Linked DNA regions of Homo sapiens: all the other regions are linked to region 1. Evidence: read pairs that join two places in POLR2A ChIA-PET (ENCODE). Cell type or tissue: Panc1. All regions are shown on one strand. Region 1 holds the start of PRR34 (PRR34 long non-coding RNA). Region 2 overlaps WNT7B (Wnt family member 7B). Region 3 overlaps ATXN10 (ataxin 10).

Region 1 (4,000 bases):
CAAGGATTAAATTATAAAATAAATCATTACAGAACATAATCAACAGGTAAGATGAATAAATTGAAGACATTTATTTCCTCCAAGAAAAATGTCTGGCACTTGGAATTTTCAAGCTGCAAGTAGATGTACACATTTTCAAAAGATCTTTCTTTTCCTTCGCTTCCTCACACTGGGCACAGCAAAACATCTCTGCCTTCTAAAATAAAAACACATGCCACTTTAATTTAGCAAAGAGAAGCCAGAATGCAGAATCTTTGCAGAGATTTTTTTTTTTTTTAATTAAAAAGAGAGACTGACAACTTCATTTTATACCTTTTCACGGGAAGTGACCCTCCTCCCCATGGGTCAATAAGTTAACGCCAAATCGCGGCAAAACGGCGAATTCCATCTCTGAGGCTCTAGAAGCTCAATCTAGAAGGAGAGATTTTAATTGTAACCCCTAAACAGCAAATGCTGACATTTGTCTTGCTTTCAGATAGTCTCCAGACTGGGCCAGAACATGACTAATTTATTTTATCTTATCCATCTATCTAGGCACAGGATTAAAATATTTATATCAGTCTGTTCACTTTAAAATGTGCAGTTACAGACACCAGCTTCAGGGCCACTCCTTAATTTTTCACAGTTTTGGCTTTTCATTGTTTCCAGAAATGCACAGTCCTTGAATGGCGAACACTCGCAAATGCTGATGAAATCTTTAAGTGAGGAGCCTCTAAACTAATATGAAAATCTCCCCTTTCAGGCTGCGTGGACGCTGCCCGGCCACGGTGACGGAGCTGTTCCAATGCCTGCTTCCCGAGACAGGCCCATGAAATCATGCAGGCTTGAGCCCGGCTTCTAGAAGGAGCACGCCTCTGGCCAGGGTGGCTGGTGGAAACCAGTCCTGGCCAAGGGAGCCCCGGCCAGGCTGCCAGGTAGGCAGCAGGCGGCAGGGGGTTAATGTGGGGAGCGGGCAGGGGTGGGGTGGGAAGCCAGCTGGGGAAATGGGGGCTGCAGGGCCCAGCCCGACCAGGCACAGACACAGGGGGCTCTGTCTGCTTGCCCGCTGCCCTGGCACTGTGACTAACCGCCCCACTATTGTGAGTCTGAAGTCAGCCCTTTGTGTCGTCCCCTGGCGTCTGGGAGCACAGCCGAAGAACCCTTTCCAGCAGCCCCCCTCATTCTGGAACCTGCAGCCCCAACATCCATTCTTTCAGCTCTCAGGGTTGCTGGGGGCTGATGAGCCAGTGGAAGTATCCCTTTCCCTGGCCAGGAAGGGCCACCAGCAAAAAAGAAGCAGAAAACCAGTCTCCCCTACTCTGGGTGGGGAAGTGGGGGGCACAGGGACCTACTAAACCTACGTGACCGCCGTGGTAGCTGCTCCACACGCAGCAAAGGAGCCATTGAAATGGGGAGAGGCCAAATCGAATATGGAAAAAATGGCAAAATATCCCGTTCACAGTTTCATACGAGCAACACACTGAAATAGGATTTTGGAAATTTATATTAGATTAAAATGAATTTTAGTACTAAAGTGAATCTTACCCGCTTATTTTCACTTTCTGAAAATGTGGCTATTAGAAGGTGTTAAATGACAGATGTGGCTTGCATTTGTGGCTCGCGTTGTTTTGTGTGAGCTCGTGGGTTTGGGGGTGCTGGGACCTTGAAGGCTGCTTTCTCCTAGGGAGACAATGGCACTCCCTACCCATCATTGTCAGGAATACCAGGCCCTTGCAGCCACACTGTCTCCTGACCCTGGCCTTGCATTCCCCGTTTTGAGAATTGGGACTTACACACGCAGGTGTCTAGGAATCCTTTGTCAAACACTGGCATGCACACGAGTATGCCTGCACACCCACGTGCACATACACGGACACGCACAGACATACACAGCCCTGGCTCCTGTCCACCGCAGGCTGGAGCAACCTGTCCCAGCTAGCCTTCGTGGAAGCCAGATTCACAGGGCACCCAGATGCCCTCCAAACCCCCCCTGGACCCAGACATCTGACCCTTTGTCCTGGGACAGACAGGACCAACCCAGGCCACACCCGCCTTCCATGGGCCGGGGCACTTTTGGCTTCCTGGTTCCCTTCCTCCATAAATACTAAAAATTCTATTTTATGACTACATCAGACTAAAGGCCAATAAAACCAGGTCGAATTCATTGTCGTATATTCATTATTTTTATAGTCATTTTTTCTTCTGATTTTAAAAGAAATTAAAATGAAAACATTTCATGGGCCCTAGGCTCTATGCCTCGTGGGCTTGTGGGCCCAGACCATCCCTCTGAGCTCCCATGCCCAAACCCATGCCCCTGAGTCTCACCCAGCGAGGAGCACAGGGGGCTTGCCTGCCGTTTGTCCAGTGACCAGATAGATACCTTCTGAACTCATTCCTTAAGTCCTGCCCTCAGTAAACAGTGTGTGAATCCCTCACCAGATGCCAGAAAACGTTCCACATTATTTTTAAAACAGAAGTCAGTCAGGAGGAAGGCCTGGGATGCCAGTGTGGTTGAAGGCCCCAAGTCAGTGGGAGCTAAGACCCTCACCCGGTACAGGGCTGGGGTCTCCAACCGGGGACCTGGACACCATGTTTAACACCCAAGAGCAGGCCAGCAAACAGGCGTGCTGCTCTGGGTAGCGACTGGTACCGTGAGGTGCAGCCTCCGAGAGCACCAGGCCCCTTCTGCCTCCCACCCTCCACCCCTGCTGCAGGTGCTGCGGGGCCCCCGGTTCTGGATGGAGGTGCAGAGGAGGCTGGGCTTTCCGGCGTCCCCCAGAACCGGCATCGGCTGCTCTGGCCTTTCCCTTCCCAGGGAGCCACGGCGCCAGGCCTGGGCCCAAACCCTGCTCAGGAAGGACGGGCCGGTGCAGGAGATGGTTAAAATTCTGCATCCTTTTTGCATCCGCCTCCAGAGGAAGCGCTGCTTTCTCCCCCCACCACCCCCCCCCCAACCCCCCCACCCCGCGAAGCAGGAGGAGGGGGGAAAAAAGCTGAGAGCAGCAATTTGCAGGCCTTGGGATGTTTTTCTCCTTGACAGCCCCGGGCCCCGCCTCGCTCCGGCCCTTCCTCCGACTGTGCGGCTGGCCCTGTGGCCGCGGCTCGGTGTCTGCCGCTCCTGCCCGGGCCCCTGCACACGCGTCCTCCCCTCGGCGGGGAGGCCGGCTAGGGGCAGGCGGGCAGCGATGCCTGCGTCGGCCACAGCTGCCTGGCACTGCCCTCCTTTGTGCCTGCCTCCTCTGCCAGCCTCCGCTCCAACCTCCCCCCCCAACCCCGCAACGAGGCCTGCTCCTGGGCCCGGCCGCAGGGCCCGTTGCCCACAGAGCGCCCACCCTGCGCCCACCCGGGGTGCCCTCACCTTCTGGGCCCCTGGCTCCTGGCCTCGGGTCCTGCTGGTGCCCAGGTCGCCCGGCCCCGTCCTCCGTGCTCCGCGTTTGCCCCACCCTGCTGCCCGAGCTCGGCGGCGAGCCTGGCACGGTGCCAGGCTGCCTGGGAGCCCAGCCCGGGCAGGGCGAACTTTCCAGCGAGGGTGTGTATGGGGGGGAGCTGCGGGGTGAGGGTGGTGCCTGGGGAGGGAGAGGGCCCCAGGTGCCCGGCGGCCGGCCCCCGGCCCCCAGCCCCCAGCCCCTGGCCGGCCTGCGGGGGCCTCCCCTGCCTCCCGTCCCCAGAGTCCCACAGAGGCGCAGACAACACGAGCGCTTGAGTCCCAGCAGCCATGTGCAGGAGCCGGCAAACAAACAAAAGCCCTTATTTATTTATTTAGTTCACACTCCCAGATAAGGAGGCGCCTTTTGTGCACATAATTTCACACACATCAGAACGGAGGCGATGCCACGGTACTCCCCACAGCCCGAGAGCCCCGGACAGCCGCCCGGCCCTCATGAATAATTGCATCGCCTCGGCCTGGGCATTTCCATATTTAAATTGGGCAGCAGCGTATGATTAATTAAGAAGGAAAAAGGCAAAAAGGAAGAAAAGCAGTGGGGGTGGGGAGCCGGACACTCTGGGCAGCGCAATGTGC
Region 2 (4,000 bases), 94 kb after region 1:
CGCCCCTGCGTCCAACAGATCTGTGGCATCAGGGCCAGGGCCAGGACTGGGACTCCCATCCTTGCTAGGGTCTCAGCTAGCTGTGTGGTCTCAGGTGCTGTGGCATCTCTGGGTGTTTCTGTTCCCATCTGTACTGTGGGAAGCAAAGAGAAGGGCCAGAGTAAGACCTGGGGAAGGGCATAGCTGAATTTCAGTCCCAACGGCTTCCTCAGGAGCCCAGCACAGATGTGATCCTGCAGGGAGTGGAGAGGGGAGAACTGAGAGAGACCCTGGTGGACTTCTTGGAGGAGGAGGCACTAAGCTGGGTCTGGAATCTTGCCTGGCTGCTGGAGGGAGCAAGGTACCTGCCCCTGGAGGGGGAGGAGCTGGTCCAGTATGGCCAGCACCTGGTGCATCCTGGTGGGCCCTGGGTGCCGGTAGAGATCTGGAAGGTTCTGAAGTCAGAGGTCAGCGTCCTGTGGTTTGGGAGGTCACAGTGAGTGGGTGAGGCTCTCATTTCACAGATTTAGCAGATATGGTGGCTGGGAGTGTCTGCCCTTGACCTCATTAGCTGCGGGCCCCTTGTGTTGGCCAGGGGTGCAATGGACCCCATGGCTGTGGCTCATCCACCTGCAGCGGCCTCAGCCCTGCCTGGGGCCCCCAGCTCTTCACCAGCTTTTTCCCAGGCGGTCTGGTTCTTCTCCAGGGTGGGGTCCCAGGCTGCCAGGCCAGGAATGCCAGCTATGTGGGGAGGGTGGGAGGGCAGCCGCCCGCCGGGGGCGCGAGGGAGCAAGCGGACGCTCTGCTCCCTTCCCTGGGAACACTGAGAGCCAAGAGCTGAGCAGAGCAGTGGCGTGGAAAGAGTGGCAGGCGGGACTGTGGTGGAGTGCAGCCTGCAGGATGCCCCACCCACCAGCAGGCCAGTTCTCCCTATTGAACAGACCGGCAAACTGAGGCTCAGGGAGGCCAGCGAGAGCCAGTGGCTGAGCAGAACTCAAACACAGGACCCCAAACCCAAGCAAGCAAGCGAACCTCTTTAGGACACAGCTGCAGGTACCCAGATTGTCACCTCAGCCCCTCACTACACAGATGGGAAACTGAGGCAGGGAGGGGCAGGGAGGAGCAGAGGGATGGCCTCATTCCTGAGCTGGGCCCTGGGGGTGTCAGCCCTCTGCTCTCCCCAGCCCCGTCCTTGCCCACCCCCCACCTGCCCAGCTCCCTGTGCCTCCTCTAAGGATGCACTGCCCCGGCCCCCACCCACACTGCTCTCTTCTGATTGCTGTCTCTGAGTCTCAGTTTCCTCATCTGTAAGGTCAGGCTGGCAAGGACCAGCCAGGGGAACCACAGTGGGGAGAGGGTGGGACAGGGTGGGAAACGGTTCCAGGGCCCCACACACCATGAACCTGCTTGGAAAGGGGAGCGCTTTGGGCCTGTCCCTCCCCCACAGGTGTAAGGCCCCTCCCGGGCCTCCCCTGCCACTTGCCAAAGGAGAGGTGATTGTTCCCTGCTCTCAGATGGGAAAACTGAGACTCAGAACAGCCTTGGGGTGGCCGGGCGGAACTCCTGGCCCAAGCCCCACCCCCCTCCACCCCACGGAGCTGGGCCCTGAGAAAGGACGGGGCACCAGCTGTTGAGCCCAGACCTGTTATTCATTCTCTCTGGTTCCTTCTCACCGGCGCGCCCAGCTCTGGGCTGCAATGCGTCCCTTCCAGCCTCCTCTGAGGGCAGCGCCAGAGCTGCTGTGGGGGTCAGGCATTATGGGGCAGGTGCAGGTGGAGCTCTGTTCTGGGTGAGTAGATACCCATCTGGCCAGTCTGCAGCCTGTGGCTCATGGGGTCTGCTGAATGACCTCAGACCTGGCCCACATTCTTATCCCCATTTGACAGGCAGGAACACTGAGGCCACCACCAGCCCCTGCCCCATACTCAGCCCCAAGGAACCCTGCTGGCTCCAAAGCCATAGAAGAGCCCCTATATGGATGGAAAGTTCCGGGCCAACCCTCTGCCCACCTAAGGAAGAGGCTGGCGAGGACTCGGCCCTGGGTGGGTACGGAGGCCAGGTGCTGTCCTCCCGGGTATCTGCTGACTTACTTCCTGGATGGGTGGACCCAGGCCCGCCTCCCTGGCTGATCACAGATAATTGGAACATTCTTCAGATATTTTTGCCAGAAGATGCCTGAGAAGGAAGAATTACAAAGCGCCCCGGGCCAGAAGCGTGGGCCGCAGGAGCCCAGGGCCGCCCGGCAGCCAGGGCCAGGGGCCGGGAGGGAGGCTGAAGATCAGGCCCAGGCTCAGCCAGCCTGTCCCTGCCACCCAGAGAGCTGGGGAGGGGGCTGCCCATGCTCCCTCAGCTGGGGGGGTGGGGTGGCTCATGACCAAGGTGAGCGTAGGGCCTGGCCAGGTGCTGGGCAATTCTGGGGACCCCTGCCCTGGGGAGTCTGCCGCTGACACAGTGGCCTTAGGACAGCCTGAGAGGTCAAGCACAGAGTCTGGGCACTCCCAGAGGGGGCTGGTGGGTGGGAGTGCCTCCCCAAGGAGGGGTCTCTGCAGTGGAGAGCTCAGCAGGTCGGGGGCGGGCCAGCATGCGAGGAAGGAGGAACGGGTGTGGGCAAGAGTGAGGGCTGAGGGGGCAGGTCTGGGGCCACCTGGCCAAAGTGGCCAAGGAGAAGCAGCCTGGGCTGGGGCTGGGAGGTGGCTCAGGCAGGCCCCGAGGCCATGATCCTGCTGGTGTCAGGGTGGCGCGTGGGTCCATGCCAGGGGCAGGATGGTGGGTGCCCTGGGGGCAGAGCGGGGCATGCTGGGGAAAGCCTTTCTGATCTCTGATGAGCTTTTTGATAGAGGTCCATGTTATCTGCGGGGGAGGGCAGATGGCCCCAGGGTTCCCGCTTCTGGCTCCTGTGGCTCTGGGGGGTCTGGGATGCTGAGGCCCGGGCAGGCTCCAGCTGGGTTCCAGGAAGAAGTCAGATCTCGTGTCTCCCCCACGGAGAGCTGCCCCGGTCCTTCTGGGGAATGCTTTCAGTGGCGGGGTAGGGGGCTACTTCCACCCTGAACTGGGTGGGGTAGGCAGCACTAGGGCTGCTTGGGTGCCAGGTTGGGAGCCGGTGTCCAGTCCAGAGCGAGGCGGGAGAGCGGGGGTCCACCCAGGTGGGAGGAGTCTCTGCTGCTGTGGGGTCATTTGCACCCCCACTGGCAAAACAGAGCTGGGCTGTGGTTTGTGGGGTCGGTTTTTGGGAATTTGGAGGAGAAACGGGATACTGAGGTGGAGGTGCCTGGCTCCCAGGCCTCCTCGGGACACGAGCCCACATCTTTGTCATAGCACAGCCGACTTCTCCCAGGCTTCATCACCAGAAAGACACAGCTTGTCCTGTTGCTGGCGGGGAGCTGTGCCCTCTCGAGGGCGACTTTGGGTGGTTTCACCCTCATAATCCTCACCACCCCATCCCCCAGTTTTAAACGCAGGGCCCTGACGTGGACCGTGGGCATTTTCTCAACCCTATGTGAAGTGGGGGTGCAAGCTGGTTTCGACTGACCTGTTACACAGTCTGAGTGACAAGGGGACAGCCCACGGCCGCGCTGCTGCCCACCCCCTGTCCAGCCTGCAGCCCCAGCCCTGCTGAGGGTGTCCCAGATGCCCCATCCTGCTGCCTGCACAGGCGGGGCCTCTGTCGGGGAAGAGTGTCTCCCGCATGTGTCTGTCAGCCACTCGTCACCCACCATTCATTCACTCATTCTGCGGTGACAGCTGAGGCTCTGCCACGCCTGGCCTTGCACCAGGCCCAGCATATCGTGGGGAGTAAGACAGGGTTCTGCCATCCTGGACCCAGCTATGGGGGCTCGGACCTGTTCGGGGAGGGCCCGTGACTCAGTCTGGAGCCTGAGAGACTCCTTGCAGCTGGGTGCCCGTCGGGGGGCTTCCTTCTCCAAGAGCTCCTCAGGGAAGGCCCACCCCACACAGCCTGGCCCCAGATGCAGCCTCCTGCCCCTGACTTACATGGGAGGGTGGCTCTCCAGGAGGACAAGTG
Region 3 (4,000 bases), 220 kb after region 1:
GAAGAGCACTACTATATCCATTTAAAGTCAGGACAACCTTCAGCAGAAAGGTATAATACATAAATAACTCCAACATTCACTATAACACTTTAGACTATTTAAAAGCCAAGTGGTCATGCTGGTGACACTTAGTTCTAAAACTCTCCCTTGACGCGTATCTCTCTAAAAAATTTCTGAAGTACTGAATATTTCATTTTGGGGAGAAAATTCATTGAATTACAGAAACTTAATACTTTAACACTGTTTTCCTCTTTTCTATGAACAACACACCTCTTGATATTTAGACTGGCGTTGGAGCAAGGGATTTAGATATGAACAAAAATTCAAACTGTTAATCTTACATCTGAATGTCTCTCAAAAATTTAATCATGATCTATTCATTCATTTAATAAATACGAAGGCAAAATGCTCAATACTGGTAAGACAACAGCTAACAGGATAGTCCAGTCCCTGCCCTTGGGGCGTTTACATTCTAGCACTTGCAGAGGCAGGCCCTAAACCAAAAAACAAAGTCTGAAAGGGGTGACAGAGCATAATTACAAGAGGACAACTTGGGGAAAGAGGGGAGTTAGGGAAGGCCTCTCTGAGGAATTAACATCAGAGCTGAAACTCAAAGGATGAAAAGAAGCCAGACCCCTGGAGAGCTGAGGAGGAGGGTGCAGATGGGAGCAGGCCACACAGCGCCTCCACATGGAGGAACACTGATGAGAAAAACTTGTATGGCTGGGAAGAATGAGTGAGGGAGAGTGGATAAAAAGAAGCAGAGGTCAGTCAAGGCCAGCTCCTTCAGGGATTCTTAGGCTATGGTAAGGAGCTTGCTGTACTGCATTCTAACACAATGAGAACTCATCGAAAGAGCTGAAGTAGAAAAATTAAGAAGCTCTTGTGGGCAGCTGCGTGGAGAGTGGAACAAGGGAGCAGGAGTCCATAATGGTGAGAATAAAATTTTGGAATAATACAGACTTGGGTTCAATTCTGGCTCTGCCACTTTACAAGCCGCACGGCTTTGGGCAATTTACACAACTTTACCAAGGCAGTTGTTCCACCTATGAACTTGGACAGGTGGTGGGTACAGGTGACGGAAGGGGGTGTTTGCCATGTGCACAACACACTCAGTGCACCTGAGAGCCATGGGTACAGTGGAGCTCCAGCACAGGCTCTGGGTGGGCTTAAAGGCCACCACGCTCCTCTATCAGGCACGTGACTTCACATCCTTTCGCCAATGAGGGGGAGACAAAATGATCTCTCAATATGTCAAACGATAGTACAGAAAAGTGATTATGTTCTTGGGCCTTGTGGGCAGAAAGTTGAGGTTCAAATTGCATTGCTGTTCCACTGCCGAACAGCTGGTGGCCCTAGCCAGTTATAAAACCATTTGCCTAAATTCCCTCCTCTATAAAATGAAGATAAAAATATTGTTTCATAGGATGGATGCAAAGATGAAATAAGATCACAATGCCTGGCATGAAAAGAGGCACTCAATGTCAGATATTACTGTTAAACAGACAGAACTGTTTGCTTTTTTTTGACCCTGAAGAATGATTAATTAGAAAACTATTTTGTGCTCAGGCCCCTGATGAGGATCTGAGACATACAGGAAAAGTCTGAGGTACAGTTGCTGCCTACATTTATTTTTCTCCAAAATTTTTTTTTTTTACTGTGGTAAGGTACACGTAACATAAAATTTCGCATCCTAACTATACTAAAGAGTACACATTGGTAGTGTTAAACGCATTCACAACGTTGTGTGTCTATCACCACCATCCATCTCCGCAACTCGTCTTGTAAACTGAAACTCAGTCCCCATTAAACAGTAATTCCCTTTCTTCTCTCCCCTCAACCACTGGCAAGCACTCTACTTTCTGTCTCTGTGATTTTGACTACTCTAAGTACCTCTTATAAATAAGCTGACACGGTATGACTGGCTTATTTCACTAAGTGTAAGGTCCTCAGGGTTCATCCATGTTGTAGTGTGTGTCAGAACTGCCTTCCTTTTAAAGCTGACTCATATTTCAGTAAATGTAGAGGCCACATTTTGTTTATCCACTCATCCTTTGGTGGACACCTGGGTTGCTTCTACCTTTTGGCTACTGCACATAATGCTGCTAGGAACATGGTGTACAAATACTTCTTTGAGACACTACTCTCAATTCTTTCGGGTATATACCCAGAAGTGGAATTGCTAAATCATATATATAGTAATTCTATCTTTAACTTTTTGGGGACTTGCCAAACCGTTTTCCACAATGGCTGCACCATTTTACATTCCCATCAGTAATGCATGGGAGTTCTGATTTCTCCACATTCATGCCAAGACTTGTTTTTTTTTTTTTTCTTGTTTTGTATAGTGGCTATCCTCATGGATGTGAGGTGGTATCTCATTGTGGTTTTGATTTGCATTTTCCTCATGATTAGTGATGCTGAGTATATTTTCATGTGCTTCTTGGCCATTTGTATATCTTACTGGAGAAATGTGTACTCAAGTCTTTTGTCCATTTTTGAATGAGGTTGTTTTATTGTTAAGTTTTATGAATTCTCTATATATTCTAGATATCTATCCCTTATCAAATAAATAATTTGCAAATATATTCTCCCATTCTGTGGATTACATTTTCACTCTGTTGAATGATTCTTTCACTCTGTTGAATGATGCAAAATATTTTAAAATTTTCATGTAGTCCAATTTATCATTTTTCCTTTTGCTGTCTGTGCCTTTGGTATCACATCCAATAAATAACTGCCAAATCCAATGTCATGTGAAGCTTCTGCTCTGTATTTTCATCTAAGAGTCTTACATTTAATCCACTTTGAGTTAATTTTTGTATATGACGTTAAGTAAGGGTTCAGTTTCATTCTTTTGCACCTGGATATCTAGTTTCCTTAGCACCATCTATTGAAAAGACTGCGCTTTCTCCACTGAATGGTGTTGTCATCCTTTTCAGCAATCATTTGACTACATTTGTGGAGATTTATCTCTGGATTCTCTATTCTGTCCCACTAGTCCAGATGTCTGTCTTCATGTCAGTACCACATTGTTTTGATTATTGTAGCTTTATTATAAGTTTCAAAATCAGGAAGTGTGAGTCTTCCAGCTCTGTTCTTCTTATACATTGTTTTGGCTATTCAATGTCCCTTGGGATTCCATATGAAGTTTGGAATGGGTTTTTCTATATCTGCAAAAAATTTCATTGGGATATTGACATGACTTGCATTAAATCTGTAATTGCTCTGAGCAGTACTGACATCTTAACAATATTGTTTTTCAACACATGAACATGCGATGTGTTCCCGTTTATGTCTCCTTTAATTTCTTTCAGCAATGTTTTATAGTTTTCATGGTACAAGTCTTTCACCTCCTTGAGTAAGTTAATTCCTAAGTATTTTATTATTTTTGATGCTATTATAAAAGGAATTGCTTTTGTAATTTCCATTCCGTCAGTATTAGTAAATAGAATGCAACTGATTTTTGTGTGTTGACTTTATATAGTTCTACTTTACTGAATTCATTAAAACATGAGTTTTAATGGTTTTTGTGTATGAGGGGGATGGAATCTTTAGGGTTTCCCATAGATCATATAATCTGTGAAAAGATAATTTTACTTCTTCCTCTAATTTGGATGCCTTTTCTTTTTCATGCTTAATTGGTTTGGTTAGAACTTCTAGTAAGATATTGAATAAAAGTGATGAAAGTGGACGTCCTTGCCTTGTTCCCGATCTTAGAGAAAAAGCTTTCAGTCTTTCATCGTGGAGTTATGTTTGCTGTTGATTTTTCACTTGTTGGGTTTTCCTGGCTTTTATTATGTTGAGGCAGTTTCATTATATTCCTAGTTTGTTGAGTGTTTTTTATCATGAAGAGATGTTGAATTTTGTCAAATGCTTTTTCTGCATCAACTGAATTGATCATGTGTTTCTTTCCCTTCATTCTATTAATGTGGTGTATTACACTGATCAATTTCAGTATGTTGAACCACCCCCGCATTCCAGGAATAAATTCCATTTG

What was found. Peaks named below come from ENCODE experiments on the same cell type or tissue, not always from the same donor. Only the 100,000 strongest peaks of a DNase experiment are listed, where the experiment ranks them.
Region 2: POLR2A ChIA-PET joins it to region 1 with 7 read pairs; 2 of 35 experiments call an interaction of 5 or more read pairs at or near these places.
Region 3: POLR2A ChIA-PET joins it to region 1 with 8 read pairs; 1 of 35 experiments calls an interaction of 5 or more read pairs at or near these places.

The regions. Positions count from the first base shown.
Region 1 is chr22:46,053,258-46,057,257 of GRCh38, reverse strand. All of the region lies in intron 1 of LOC124905135 (collagen alpha-1(III) chain-like), which reads right to left. PRR34 (PRR34 long non-coding RNA) reads left to right here and starts at 3,033. Exons shown (of 2, transcript NR_165243.1): 1 at 3,033-3,508. PRR34-AS1 (PRR34 antisense RNA 1) reads right to left here and starts at 3,412. Exons shown (of 3, transcript NR_027034.1): 1 at 3,338-3,412; 2 at 313-411; 3 at 1-196. RefSeq lists silencers at 3,123-3,282, 3,523-3,642. In Panc1, no CTCF peak of the experiment used is centred here; no DNase peak of the experiment used is centred here; H3K4me3 peaks cover 3,803 bases; H3K27ac peaks cover 3,551 bases.
Region 2 is chr22:45,958,808-45,962,807 of GRCh38, reverse strand. All of the region lies in intron 1 of WNT7B (Wnt family member 7B), which reads left to right. Among named protein-coding and RNA genes, the nearest start is that of WNT7B, 16 kb to the left of the region's middle. In Panc1, no CTCF peak of the experiment used is centred here; no DNase peak of the experiment used is centred here; H3K27ac peaks cover 2,737 bases.
Region 3 is chr22:45,829,029-45,833,028 of GRCh38, reverse strand. All of the region lies in intron 10 of ATXN10 (ataxin 10), which reads right to left. Among named protein-coding and RNA genes, the nearest start is that of MIR4762, 71 kb to the right of the region's middle. In Panc1, a CTCF peak has its summit at 1,334; DNase peaks (open chromatin) are centred at 1,498 and 1,808.